Linked DNA regions of Homo sapiens: region 2 is linked to region 1. Evidence: chromatin contacts called from ENCODE Hi-C or POLR2A ChIA-PET data. All regions are on one chromosome and are shown on one strand. Each heading gives the region's core, a stretch centred on a gene start or an enhancer-like site at or near the end of the contact. The rest is flanking DNA. Distances are from core to core; before and after follow the strand shown. Region 1 overlaps CARMAL (coronary artery disease region linked MFGE8 regulatory lncRNA). Region 2 overlaps ABHD2 (abhydrolase domain containing 2, acylglycerol lipase).

Region 1 (7,178 bases), core at 1,528-4,027:
TCGCCTTGGCCTCCCAAAGTGCTGGGATCACAGGTGTGAGCCACCGTGCCCGGCCAAAACCCCATGTCTTATTTGCTACCTTTGGGTCTCTTCTTTGACCTCTTGAACCTGGTGCCTTCCCTACTGAGGTTAATTAGGGTTCAGCAAAACAGACCCATGGAGAGGAGCAATGAGTATTTAATAATGCAGTCTACCACAGAGAGCAAGCGGGGGGCACACTTCAGGAAGGCACACGCCTTCATTAGGAGGAAAATAGAAAAGGAAGGCCCTTCCGGACGGCAGAGCCAAAGGCCATGAAAGAGAATGGCATGAGGAACCCCCTTCCTCCAGGGGCAGGACTAAGACCTAATCTAGAAATATTCCCTATCCCCAGGATAGGGGGCCCCTTATGATGTCAGCCCAGTGGAATTTCAAGATGTCCATAGATCAATGATTACCCATATCTGCTGTCCACATGCTATTCTAGAGGCTTGCCCACTCCCTCATGCCTTGAACCTGTAAACACTGTGTAACCTTGACCAATATCATGTCTCTCATTCTTTCCTTTCTAAATAATGTTAGAAATGCAGAACCTCAGGCCTTCCCCCAGATCTGCTGAGTGTTTATTGAGATTACCCCATCCCTGTTCTTCTTTGGCCCATGGGGTATGTGGAGGGCTGATAACTAGACTTCTTAGTTCCGCATCTCCAGACCAAGAGGAAACCACATCCAGACCCAATGTAGGAACTACCATGAGATCTTGGACTTAATGTCTGATGCTTGTATTAGGGATGCAAATAATTGTGACAAGGAGGGATACTACGGTAGCTTGTGATACTATTTCAAAATATCTGTTGCCCCTCTAGGAGTGTTCCTTCCAGGTCGCTTTCTACATAGGGATTATATTTGTAACCCACTGAACTTAGGCTTAGCCATGTGACTTGCTTTGGCCAATAGAATGGGAGCAGAATGAACACATGTCACTTCTGAGGAGGAGTTTGAAGAAAAATCACATGGCTCACCATTGTCTCTTTTTCTTCTGCCTGGAGACTAGTAATGTTCCAGATAGAGCCTGCTCCTTCAGCCTGGATCCCAGAGCAGAGTTACAGCCAATCCACAACATCTGTATAGTATAAGTGAGAAATAACTGGAGTTATAAGCCACTGAGATTTTGGTGATGTTTGTTACCACAACACAACCAAGCCTACCCTTTCTTCATGATACAAGAGTAAATAGCAGGGCATGGTGGCTCATGCCTATAATCCCAGCACTTTGGGAGGTCGAGGCAGGTGGATCACTTGAGGCCAGGAGTTCAAGACTAACCTGGCCAACATGGTGAAACCCTGTCTCTACTAAAAATACAAAAATTAGCCATGCATGGTGGTACGCACCTGTAATCCCAGCTACTTGGGAGGCTGAGGCAGGAGAATCACTTGAACCTGGGAGGCAGAGGTTGCAGTAAGCTGAGATCATGCCACTGCACTCCAGCCTGGGTGACAGAGCAAGATTCCATCTCAAAAAAAAAAAAAAAAAAAAAAAGAGTAAATGAACAAGATGACAGGAGAATGCTTCTGTGTGATTCCATTTTTACAAAGTTTGCAAGCAGGCAAAACTAAACAATATATTATTTAGGAAAAAACCTGGAGTGGCAAAATTATAAAGAAAGCAAGAACATGAGTAACACAAAACTCACAAGGGTGGTTACTTTCGATCGAGGGTCAGAGAAACACAATTGGAGAGTTCTAAACTACTAAATTATATTTACTGTCTTGTGTGTGAATTTTACAACTTAAAGAAAAAGATTATGCCTGTAATCCCAGTTACTTGGAAGGCTGAAGTGGGAGAATCATTTGAGGCCAGGAGTTTGAGGCCAGCCTTGGAAAAATAGTGAGACCTCATCTTTAAAAAAATTTACTTAATTAGCCAGGCGTGGTTGTGCATGCCTATAGTTCCAGTTGCTCTAGAGACTGAGACAGGAGGATTGCTTGTGAGCCCAGGAGTTTGAGGCTGCAGTGAGCTATGATTGTGCCACTGTGCTCCAGCCTGGGCAACAGAGAGAGATCCTATCTCTTTAAAAAAAAAAAAAAAAAAGAAAAGAAAAGAAAAGAAAAAAAGAGCTTGCCAGACTGTTTTCCAAGTGACATACCAATATCTTCTGTCCATGTGCTGTTCTAGAAGCTTGCCTTTGGGAGGCTGAGGTGAGTGGATCACAAGGTCAGGAGTTCAAGACCAGCCTGGCCAATATGGTGAAACCCCATTTCTACTAAAAATACAAAAATTAGCAGGGTGTGGTGGCATGCGCCTGTAGTCCCAGCTACTCAGGAGGCTGAGGCAGGAGAATCACTTGAACCCGGGAGGTGGAGGTTGCAGTGAGCTAAGATCTAGTCACTGCACTCCAGCCTGGGCAACAGAGAGAGACTCCCTCTTGACAAAAAAAAAAAAAAAAAAAAAAAAAAAAAGAGGAAGCTTGCCCACTTCCTCATGCCTTGAACCTGGGAAAACTCTGTAACCTTGACCAATATCATATGATGCCATATGGTGCTCTGTGACTTCTGAGGCCAGGTCATAAAAATGCCATGCACTTGTGCTTTGCTTTCTCGGGACACCTTCCCTTGGACCCCAGTTACCAGCTAGTCTGATGAAGCCCAGCTAGCCCGTGTGGAGAGAACACATGGAGGGACCACGTGTAGGTGTTTGGGCTGAAAGCCCAGCTGAGGTTCCAGCCAAACCACCAGACATGTGGGTGAAGACGCCTCCGGATGACTCTAGCCCCCAATTGTTGAGTCATTCTCAGCTTTCAAGTCTTTCCAGCTGAGGTCTCAGACACCAGGGAGCAGAGGCTAGCCACCCCTGCTAGTTGCTGTCTAATTTCCTGACTCAAAGACTCTGTATGCAAAATAAAATGGTTGTTTTGTGCTACTTACATTAGGGGTGGTTTGTTATGTAGCAGTACATAACTGAAATCATTTATACATGCACACACACAGAGTTTGTGTGTGTGTGTGTGTGTGTGTGTGCACGCGCACATGTGTGTATGTATAAGAATTTCTCCCTTGGGCCCTATAAAAATAACATTAGATGGTTAGTTGCCCACAGAATGCTCTGTGGGAGACCCTGAGGGGTAGAAGTCCTGTAGGGGAGAAAAACAGAAAAAGACTATGAAGTCTAGGGTTTGGTCTTTGAGAAAGAAATTCTCCCTTCTTCTATGGTAAAGAAGAGGAAGGTGATTCAGTATTTGTGGCCAGAGAGTCCCACTAGACCGTTTCTTTCATGTGATCATTCACTGGTTTATTGAAGAATGAGTTCATTCATTACACAGTGGCTGATCATCTACAGGCATCAGGCTGTGAGTGGAGACCCCAATGTGTCATGGTACCTACCTCAAGGTTTGGACTCTCAGAGCCCAGAAGGAAAAGATGGAGAACAAGTGAATAGAGTTTGCTCCACAGAGTGTTAGGATAGTAGCAGGCAGGAGGTGCTGTAGAACTCCAGCCAGGTCTCACAGAAGACATCTGGGGTGTTCGAGAAAAGCTGAGTATTGGGAAAAAGGCTGAGGCAGGGCTTGCATGGCTGACATAATGTAAAACAGTCTTGGAACATGCCTGGGGTCCAGGGTCTAAAACCCCTCATGGCCTTTGGAACACCAAGCTCTGTGCCAAAGGGTGGAAACCTGCCCTGCCACACCACAATCTAAGCCCAGGGCATAAAACCCCTTGTGGCTTGGACAGAATCCAGGGCTCAGGGCTTAAAACTCCTTGTGGCCTCTGGAATGTGTCTAGACTTGCTGGCTTCTTGCTTCTAGCACTCCCAGGCTATTAGATCGATTGTAACTTAAACTAGAAGAACATGTTTCCCATTATCTCAAGTAGCAGAACATGTTCCATATGCTTCAAAGAAAATGCTAAACTGTCACAGTTGTAGATCATGTGCTTGATACACTGCTTTCTTTCAACCCCCACATCCTCACCACCTGCTTCTTTGTTTGATCACCAATAAATAGTGTGGGCTTCCAGAGCTCCGGGCCTTAGCAGCCTCCATACTAGCATTGGCCCCCTGATCCCACTTTATGCACTCTTGTCTTGTCTCATTCCTTTAACTCCACTGGACTTCGTAGCCCCCATGGCCTGGTGTTGGGTCTGATCACCCCAACATGGGGCCCCACCATCAATTCACATCTCCTTCCTCAACTGTATAGAATCTGGAGCAGAAAGAGCTGTGAATCTCAAGACTTTCTGCCGCTTGTTTATTCAGAGTCCAAACTCCCTAAGTATGGTGACCTCACAAGTATCCAGACACATTTTCCAGACTTCATGGCATCTGGAGAAAGGACGACTAACACAGCTGTGCCATGCCACTGTGCAATCAGGCACTCAGCTGCAGACACCAAAGGGAACTGTTTCACTACAGCTTGACTTGGCCTCTTGGCTGGCCCGTGGCTCTCTTGGCCTGCCGCAACAGGTACCCTTCACTGAAAAGGTATCTTGCTGAGCACAGGTTTCTGCCCAGCCCTCCTGCTGTGGCTTAAGACCTCCAGCACCTCCTATTTACTTGTGTGAGCAGGCAGCCATGTTCCTCCAGGCCTTGGGAAGGAAATATGATAGGAGAATGCCTTGGTGACAAGGATGCCCAAGGTATTGGGTTGAATTGTGTCCCCCCAAAATATATGTTCAAGTCCTAACCCCTGGTATCTGTGAATGTGACCTTATTTGGAAATAGGGTCTTTTGCAGATGTAATCAAGTTAAGATGAGGTCATACTGGATTAAGGTAGGCCCTAAGGCCAAAGACTGGTATCTTTATAAGAGAAAGGAGGAGGAGATTTGAATACGGAGAGATACACAGGGAAGAGGGCCAAGTGCAGATGCTGGAATGATGCATCTACAAACCAATACCACTAAGGATTGCCAGCAACTACCTGAAGAGAGGAGAGAGGCAAGAAAGGGATCCTCCTTCATACCCCTCAGAAGGAACCATGATTTTGAACTTCTAGCCTCCAGAACTGTGAGAGAACAAATTTCCGTTGTTTTAAGCCCCCAGGTTTGTGGTACTTTGTTACAGCAGATCTAGGAAACTCAGGGAAAAAATCCTAAATATTGCATAGCTTTCTCTTTCCAAAGAGAGGATATAGAGGAATGGTCACAAACACAAACATTTTAGTGATGCACACACCTGGTCCAAACTCTGAATCAATCATTCACTCGTTAATGTCTTTGGATGCATGATTGAACCCGAGTTTCCTTATGTGCAAAAGTAATAAAATGTACTCTTCAGATAATGTATGTAAAGTGCCAGGAACATAGCAGGTATTATGTAAATGGTAGATAATACCAGTATACTAGCCTCAGATTCCATTCTCTGCAATTACCAAGGAAGTCTTCCTTTTCCCTGGGATCCTGCATTAGGACAGAAGCAAGCAGAGTGCTGTTATTTCTATATCATGGGGGGCTTCTGGAAGGAAAGAGTTAGCACATGCTTGAAGATAACCAAAGCTAGAGTCTGTATAGACATAAGGAGGGTGAGGCAAAGTGGGGAAGCTAAAACTTCTCTGGAAAATTGTGGAAAAGCCTATATTCATTTGAAATACAAGGGATATTAGTCAATTATGCTGCATTTAGTGAAATGCCTCCTTCATGTGCATTAAAACAATGTAATGTCTAAGATCATTGTTTGTTCTTAGGAAGGGAGTGTTTGGCATTAATTTTACCCAAGAGTAAGCTACAGACTGTCAGGAAAAGAAACAAGAGGCCCTCAGGAGGAAGAGGAGGCATATCATACACCAGAGGTCAGGACCTCCCAAGTGGTGAGACTGGGGATGCCCAAGTCTGCCCTGGACAATTCTGTTGAAGCCTCCTAATATGGTGTTATTCTACACCCTTAATTAACATTTCTGGAAAATGTGCTATGGACAATGATTCTAAATGAGTTTGCCATAACGGGTGGATGGGAGTAGAGGCAGAGGTGGAGGGGTATTCTAAACTGATAACAACCTAGTAGGAAGGAGGATTTCCTTGAAGGAGGAGGTGGAGAATCACACCAATGATGGAGGAGGGGCTCTCTGAGCTGGAAATAACTGGATGCATTGAGTCTGGAAAGGAAGGCCAGGATCCAAGATGCCCATAGCACCCATGTTTTTTCTTTTATCCAGTAGACTTACATTTAGGCTGTATATTTTTGGGGAGGAATGTACATACTCATATGATAAAATTACAGAGAAAAGCATGGGAATGGTTAACACAAAAATCAGAATAGTGATCCCTCTCGGGGGATGAGAGGGCAATGAGATGGGGCAGGGCCTGCAGGTGCTTCTGAGGTTCTGAGAATACTCTATTTCTTCAGCTGGGAGTAGGATACAGACTGTTCATTTTGTTAGCATTCTTGAAGCTTAACATATACATTATATGCTCTCCTGTGTGATATGTTTCTCAATACAAATTGGAAAGATTGTTCATCACTGAAAAGTCTATTAAGCAAAAAAACTGTAAATAATCAAGTGTTCATTGTTAGCAATCTAGTTAAATAACTTATAAAATATCTGTTGAGCAATATACCAAATAGTCATTAAAAATAATAATTTAATTTTACTTTGTTGACATGAAATGATGTCTAGAATATATTAAGTGGAAAAAGCAGCCTAAAGAACTATTTGTACCAAGTGTCCATCAACAGATAAATATAAGAACACAATGTTGGCCGGGCGCGATAGCTCACTCCTGTAATCCCAGCACTTTGGGAGGCCGAGGTGGGCGGATCACAAGGTCAGGAGATCGAGACCATCCTGGCTAACACGGTGAAACCCCGTCTCTACTAAAAATACAAAAAATACAAAAAATTAGCCGGGCGTGGTAGCACATGTCTGTAGTCCCAGCTACTCAGGAGGCTGAGGCAGGAGAATCGCTTAAACCCGGGAGGCAGAGGTTGCAGTGAGCAGAGATCGCACCACTGCACTCCAGCCTGGGCAACAGAATGAGACTCCGTGTAAAAAAAAAAAAAAAAAAAGGACACAATGTTATATATAAATACATACAAAGAAAGGAAATTCTGACACATGCTATAACATGGATGAAGCTTAAAGGCATTATGCTAAATAAGCCAGACACAAGAGGGCAAATACTGTATGATTCTACTCAGATGAGATACCTAAAGTCACCAAATTATGCAGGGACAAAAAGCAGAATGGTGGTTGTCAGGGGCTTGGGGGAGG
Region 2 (7,225 bases), core at 2,308-4,807, 75 kb before region 1:
TTATAAACATAATTCCCAATGTTTCCTTCTATTACTTCTATAGTTTTAAAAAATGTATTAACCTTAAATCCACTTACTTTTATAAAATGATGTGAAGGGAAGATATAATTCATTTTTTTCTGACAGACTAGCTCATTGTCCTTGCACAATGAATGGCCTATCGTTTCCCTACTTTCAGTGGACATCTTTAATATACACCAAGTTCTCAATTAAATATTTAGATTTGGTTCTATACTTTGTATTCTAGTTTATTGATCTATTTGTCTATGCATATGCCAGTATGACACTGCTTTAATTAATATAGCTTTATGAGATACTTTGATAGTTGATAGCGCAGGCTGCCTTTGTTATTTTTCAAAATTTTCTTGGCAGATTTCAGCATTTTATTTTCCAGATTAATTATAGGATTAGCTTGTTTAGTTCTATAAAAATTTTAGATTTTTGATTGGAAACACGACAAATATATATTACCTAGGAGATAATTGACACCTTTACAATACTGATGTGTCCCATCCAAAAACATGGTACATCTCTCCATTAAATCCTATAGTAAAATTTCATTGCTTTCTTCATGTTTTACAGAATATTCCATTTTTACTACGCTAATTTGCATGTCTTTCTGTCTGTATTTTTTAAAGCTATTCTTGAGTTGAAGCATCTGGGCATGTTTTACCCTTAACTCCCTGAAAGTAGAAACAGTCTCTTCTACTTCTTTACTAATCCTTATGGTATTGTGGCCAATGTTGTGCCGTGGCCAGCGGTTAATAAATGTTTGTTACTAACAAACAAGCTGGGCCACAACAAAATATAGAGGCCAGCCTGTCCTTATCTTCTGAGCCTATTTATAATCGACATCTGGCTTACTAAGAGAATTGGTCAGTGGGAAAGACCACAAGGGTCTGGATCTCCCTCCCACCCCCCATATACATACGTACACACACACACACACACACACACACACACACACACACACACACGTACGTCTTTGAGCAGATGAAGCTCACATAGGCACGGACAGCTGGTGTTTTAAAAAGAGAGTTGAAAAAATAAAGTTGACTGATGCTCATCTTTGCCTTAAACCAGTGGGTGACCAGTTCTTCCTTATGGTACCTAAGTTCCTTGGCTGTAAATCAAACTATTTTATAGCTAGTGATTAAACTCAGACTTCACTGTTATTTCCTTTGATTCTCCCTTGTACTTCTCTACCAAATTAGCACAGGACTTGGCACACACTAGATGTTTAGGATATGTTGCCTGAGATTGAGTCCTCACATCTCAGCAAGTTGCAGCAAGTCCTTTCCAGTGAACAAAATGCCCATCAGCAGCTACTCCTCAGCATTTGAAGTTTCTGTCAGATAGGATGCATTGCTTAAAGCAACAAAACCCAACTCTGACTAACTTAAGAAAGGAGTACACAGAAGGACACTGGGGTGCCTACTAAATGGAAAAGAGGCTGGAGAACCAGGCGTGAAATGAGGGCAGGATCCAAGAAAGAAACCAGGGGGCTGTTCCAGGGATGTGCTTTTTACACCATTAGTACCAGTGTCCCCCCACCCTACTCAAAGGTCAATGTCCCAGGAGTACGGCAACTAAAAGGGATGCCTTCAATTTCAGAGTGGGTGGGCGACACACTTTGATTTATTACCTGCATGCAGTGGGAGAGAAGAACTTCCCCAAGGGGAAATTTGTATGCCCTTAGAAAGGAAGAATGAATGCTAGGCAGCCAGAAGGGGACAGACGTCCCCTGAAAGGTTTTGAGCTGGGCTTGTCTTTGATTCAAGAGGCTTCTTTACTGCCCTGATACCCCACGGCCCACATTAAACCATCATGTTCCCATCTAGTTCTTCTGAAGGCTCATCTTTCTGTCCCTGTCCCCAACTCTTGGCATTTCACATACTTCTCAAATGTATTTATTTGAGCATCTGCTTTACCTGCAACACAATGTACATAAGAAACAGGAGAAACAGGTAATCTCCTTAAATGTTGTTTTCTTCTCTCCATGCATCCATTTTCTAAAAGCAAATCTGAGCACACAAAAGGGCTGAAGTGTTTTTTTGTTTTGTTTTGTTTCGTTTTTGCAATGGAGTCTCACTCTGTAGCCCAGGCTGGAGTGCAATGGCACCATCTCGGCTCACTGCAACCTTCACCTCCTGGGTTCAAGTGATTCTGCTGCTTCAGCCTCTGGAGTAGCTGGGATTACAGGCACCTGCCACCACGCCTGGCTAATTTCATATTTTTAGTAGAGATGGAGTTTCACCATGTTGGCCAGGCTGGTCTCAAACTCATGACCTCAAGTGATCTGCCTGCCTTGGCCTCCCAAAGTGCTGGGATTACAGGTGTGAGCCACTGTGCCCGGCCTACTGGAGTTGTTTTTTCAAGAAGACATCTAGGAAAGTAGAGTTTCTAAGACTCCTGGTCAATGATCTTTACTGGTCTTAAAGCACAGTAACACATTTTGAATTCATCACTTTGTCCCCACGACTTTTTTGAGGTAAAATACATATAACATTTTAAAGTCTACAATTCAGTAGCATTTAATACATTCAAAATATTGGGCACTCATCACCTCTATCTAGTTCCAGAATATTTCATCACTGCAAAAGGAAAGCCTGTATGCATGAAGCAGTCACTTCCCATTTTCTCCGTCTCCCATTCCCTGGCAACCACTAATCTGCTCTCTGTCTCTGTAGGTTGACATATTCTGTATATTTCTTATCAACAGAATTATCAACATGTGACCTTTTGTCTTGGGATTTTTCACTTAGCATAATGTTTTGAGAGTCATCCATGCTGCAACATGTTATCAGTAATTCATTCCTTTTTACGGCTGAATAGTATTTCATTGTATGAATATACCACATTTTGTTTATTTTTTCATCAGTTATAGACACTGAATGGTAGGCCCGGTGTGGTGGCTCACGCCTGTAACCCCAGCACTTTGGGAGGCCAAGGCAGGCAGATCACTTGAGGTCAGGAGTTTGAGACCAGCCTGGTCAACATGGTGAAACCCCATCCCTACTAAAAATACAAAATTAGCCAGGCATGGTGGCACACACCTGTAATTCCAGCTACTCGGGAGGCTGAGGCAGGAGAATTGCTTGAACCCAGGAGGCGGAGGTTGCAGTGAGCTGAGATTGTGCCACTACACTAAAGCCTGGGCGACAGAGTGAGACCGTATCTCAAAAAAAAAGAAAAAAGACATTGGATGGTTTCCAATTTTTGGCTATTGTGAATAGCACTGCTGTGAGCATTTATGTACAGGCTTTTGTTTGAACATCTGTTTTCAATTCTCTGGGTTGTGTCCCAGAAGTGGAATTTCTGGGTCATATGGCAATTCTATGTTTAACTTTTTGGGGATACTCCAAACTTTTTCCCACAGCAGCTGTACCATTTTATATTCCCAATCAGGAACATACAAGAGTCCCAATTTCTCCATATCCTCACCAACAGTTGCTGTTGTCCATTGAAAAGAAATTACTATAGCTATCCTAGTGGGTGTGAAGTGGCATCTCTTGGTGGTTTTGATGTGCATTTCCTTTATGACTAATGATCTTGAACATCCCCTTTTGACTTGAGGCCATTTCCTTCTACTCTATCTCTATTTTCATCTCTATGTCTAAAATTAATCACATTTTTTTTTTTTTGTTTTGAGATGGAGTTTTGCTCTTATTGCCCAGGCTGGAGTGCAATGGCGCAATCTCAGCTCGGTGCAATTTCGGCTCACTGCAACCTCCGCCTCCTGGGTTCAAGCGATTCTCCTGCCTAAGCCTCCCATGTAGCTGGGATTACAGGCATGCACCACTATGCCCAGCTAATTTTGTATTTTTAGTACAGACGGGGTTTCTCCATGTTGGTCAGGCTGGTCTTGAACTCCCGACCTCAGGTGATCCACCCGCCTCGGCCTCCCAAAGTGCTGGGATTACAGGCGTGAGCCACCGCACTTGGCCACACTTTTTTTAAAAAATGAATTAGTTGATAAATATATACTATCAGTCTCCTGTTTATCTCCCAGTGGTTCGTTCAAAGAATCAACTGATAATAAAACTGGCAATAGTTAAAACTGCATGTGGTAAATTGAATACTGGGATTGTCTAAAAATTGACAGAAGAATCTAGTTTTCATAAAAACATTTAGACCTGTAAAATTGAACTTAGAGAATTGGACTTGGTGGAACTAACAGCCGCAAGAGAACTTGCTATAGCAGAAGCTATGGTCATAATATATGACACGGACAAAAAAACGATTAATGACTCCAGTCTTTGTAGTAAATTTAAATGGAAAACAACCCTGATGAAGATAAAATTTAACTGTATTGTATTAAAAAAAAACTCATCATGGAATCGAATTGGCTCAGCAGACTTTGTTTTAGAAAATATTTTCCCAAAGAAAAATTCTTTAATGTTAGCCTAACTCTGATGAAAATATTTATATTCAAAATGTCACTGGGTTCAACCCCTCCTGCATTCAATGGGAACGCAGGAGGCTAGAATCCGACTGGTATTCCGTTCCTGCATGTTCCTCCTTCCCAGCCCAACCCAAGACAAGAGACTTGAGACCAATAAATGTGACGATATGAGCTGAAAAGTAAGGAACTGGGTGGAGAAGAAGATCCCAAATGTGGTGATGGCTCAGGGGCTGTGGAGGGGAAGGCTGGGCAGGCCACTTGCTGAGGAGCTCCGTGGGGGTCCTCTGAGTAGTCTGGCTTCTCCTCCTTAACAAGGCAAGAGTAAGGCTCATGATTTCACAGATTAAAAAGGAATGAGAGGAAATAGTTACCGTGCTCTAATTTAGCTGCAAGAACGAGATACATGCTAAGGCAAATGCCACTGGAATCTTACTACAGCAAAGAAATTATGTCACCCGGAGTGAAACCTGGGGCCTCTCCCTTTGCAACTTCAGAAACATTAAGGATGTCCCCCCAAGCTCTTTAACAAAGGAAGTCAAGGATGTTTGAGGTACTAATCTCAGTGGTTCTAGCATCAAGAATTTATTTACCTTTTTTCTTTGAACACGGCATAATAAATAAAACTGCTATTTTATTTATCTATACAGCACTTCATAGTTTTTCAAAGTCCTTTTTAAAATGATCTCATTTGCCTTCAATGACAATTTTGTGAAATGGGCAGATACTGTTAACCCCACTTTACCACAGGGATCCTGAGGCTAGGGAGTTCATGGCTTGGCCACATTCACACTGCTAGTCAAGAGCAGGGTTGAGACTTCAACTGGGGCCTTGGCCACTGCGTCCAGGGCTTATTTGGATGATAAAACAAACATGATAAGGACAGACAGATGCTTTCATTCTAGAGACTCCTATGAGTCTATTAGTCATCCTTTAAAAATATTAGTTATCTAGAACCAATGTGATGAGACCAAACATATCTGGAGTCGTCAACAGCCAACCTCTACCTTTAAAAATATATCAAATTAGCATGTATATATTCTGATGCTGGCCATTTTAAAGGTTATCTTGAACTAGGGGCTTTTCAGCAACACGGAGAACCCTGGTAGATATTCCTGATAGAAATCTGTTTATTGAGGAGCTGGTCAACGTGGGCTTCCAAGCCAGAAGCTGGCACTAAACAGGAGAAAGGGTAAAGAGACCAAGTTCTGGGGCTCAGGCAAGTACTAAACAACACTAGTCACAACAAAGGGGGATCACTCAGGAGTAACTCCCTCTTCCCCTCTTCCTGCTTTAACTTTTTTTTTTGAGACAGAGTTGCCCAGGCTGGAGTGCAGTGGCGTGATCTCTGCTCACTGCAGCCTCCATCTCCCGGGTTCAAGCGATTCTCGCACCTCAGCCTCCTGGGTAGCTGGGGTTACAGGCGCACGCCACCATGCCTGGCTAATTTTTGTATTTTTAGCAGAGATGGGATTTCACCATGTTGGCCAGGCTGGTCTTGAAGTCCTTACCTCAAGAGATCTGCCCACCTCGGCCTTCCAAAGTGCTGGGATTAACAGGTGTGAGCCACAGTGCCTGGCCGTTCTGTTTTTATAGTGGGGTCACATGTCGCCCGCAGCTTGGTTCTCAAGTTAAAAGGCGAAACTGTCAGGCTGGGTGTGGTGGCTCATGCCTGTAATCCCAGCAATTTGGGAGGCCAAGTGGGAGGACTGCTTGAGGCCAGGAGTTTGAGACCAGCCTGGGTGACATAGGAAGACCTCATCTATACCAAAAAATTAATTAATTAATTAATTAATTAGCTGGGTGTGGTGGCACATGCCTGTGGTCCCAGCTATTTGGGAGGCTGAGTTAAGAGGATCACTTGAGCCCAGGAGGTCAAGGCTGCAGTGAGTTATGATCGGGCCACTGCACTCCAGCATGGGTGACAGAGTAAGACTCTGTCCAACAAAAAAAAAAAAGTGAAACTAAACTATTAACTATAATAAAGTTATGCCCTGAGCATCCCTTAGTAACACACTGTCTCTGGGCAAAGGGAGCCAGGCAGTTCTCCCTCAGTGCCACGAAGATGGCTGGGGCTGTGGATAAGCACAGATGGCACTGGTGGCTTGAGGTTAAGGCCATGTTGTGAAACAAAGGAAATGGAAAACAAAAACACATCTTTAAACGTGAAGATACAGTAAGGTGCTCTCTCTCGCAGGAGAGACACACAGGCCCTGGTACCAGCAGAGGTGACGTGAGGCTCCCAGATCACACACAGGGGGGGCCTGTGCTCCTTTGAATGGAGAAGCTGGCAGAAGGGTCAGCACAAATAAGGTGGTGTGTGTATGTGTGTGTCTGTGTGTGTGTGGGGGTCTCTCTCTCAATCTGTAGAGTTGAATTTGCATAAGTTAAATGTACATATGTAACTCCATTATATATTAGAAAGCATATCAAGATAATAGCTAACTATATTGTAACGTTAAAAAAAAAGAAGAAATTCATCTTTAATTTATCACCTGCCTAAATTCCAAAGCATCAGGTACAAGAAGGAATTTCAAGCACAGAGAAGTGTTTTTGCTGGATTCTGTTGGGCAAACACAGCCACCTCCAGTATTTGCCTGGAACTTACTCTAGAGGTTTATTTAAAAGGTCATCCAGCAAAATGAATGGCTATCTTCTCCAGGGCTTGTGACCATAAAATGTCAGGTCCACAGGTCTTTCAGTAGAGCTTGAGGAAAAGAACTGCTAACATAGCACGTGAGTGGAAGCCTCACAAGTCCACAGGCTCTGACTGTTCCTAACACAGGCTGCTCAGCTCTACACACCGGCTGTGTCACTTTACAC

Evidence for each region. A loop is a pair of places that touch in the nucleus more often than their neighbours do. ChIA-PET counts read pairs that join two places held with the same protein, here RNA polymerase II (POLR2A). Pooled maps may share reads with other maps.
Region 2: a pooled map shows a loop between it and region 1 (4-fold over the local background). The contact joins two enhancer-like sites. A Hi-C loop is called at or near these places in 14 of 168 maps with a recorded cell type or tissue (Right ventricle myocardium inferior, aorta, body of pancreas and 9 more), 1 of 37 single-sample maps with no recorded cell type and 10 of 50 pooled maps. POLR2A ChIA-PET finds 5 or more read pairs at or near these places in 10 of 52 experiments (A549, AG04449, GM12878 and 7 more).

What each region holds. Positions count from the first base shown.
Region 1 is chr15:89,064,015-89,071,192 of GRCh38, reverse strand. It overlaps CARMAL (coronary artery disease region linked MFGE8 regulatory lncRNA), which reads right to left. Exons shown (of 4, transcript NR_183882.1): 2 at 1,002-1,102. It also overlaps a transcript of ABHD2 not described here. Among named protein-coding and RNA genes, the nearest start is that of ABHD2, 21 kb to the left of the region's middle. RefSeq lists enhancers at 2,811-2,860, 2,911-2,960. Within about 2 kb of position 2,777, at least 4 of the 41 ENCODE cell types and tissues checked have a DNase peak (open chromatin) inside an H3K27ac peak, as active enhancers do.
Region 2 is chr15:89,140,108-89,147,332 of GRCh38, reverse strand. The region is part of intron 3 of ABHD2 (abhydrolase domain containing 2, acylglycerol lipase); the gene reads right to left. Among named protein-coding and RNA genes, the nearest start is that of ABHD2, 55 kb to the right of the region's middle. RefSeq lists an enhancer at 6,772-7,225. Within about 2 kb of position 3,557, at least 6 of the 41 ENCODE cell types and tissues checked have a DNase peak (open chromatin) inside an H3K27ac peak, as active enhancers do.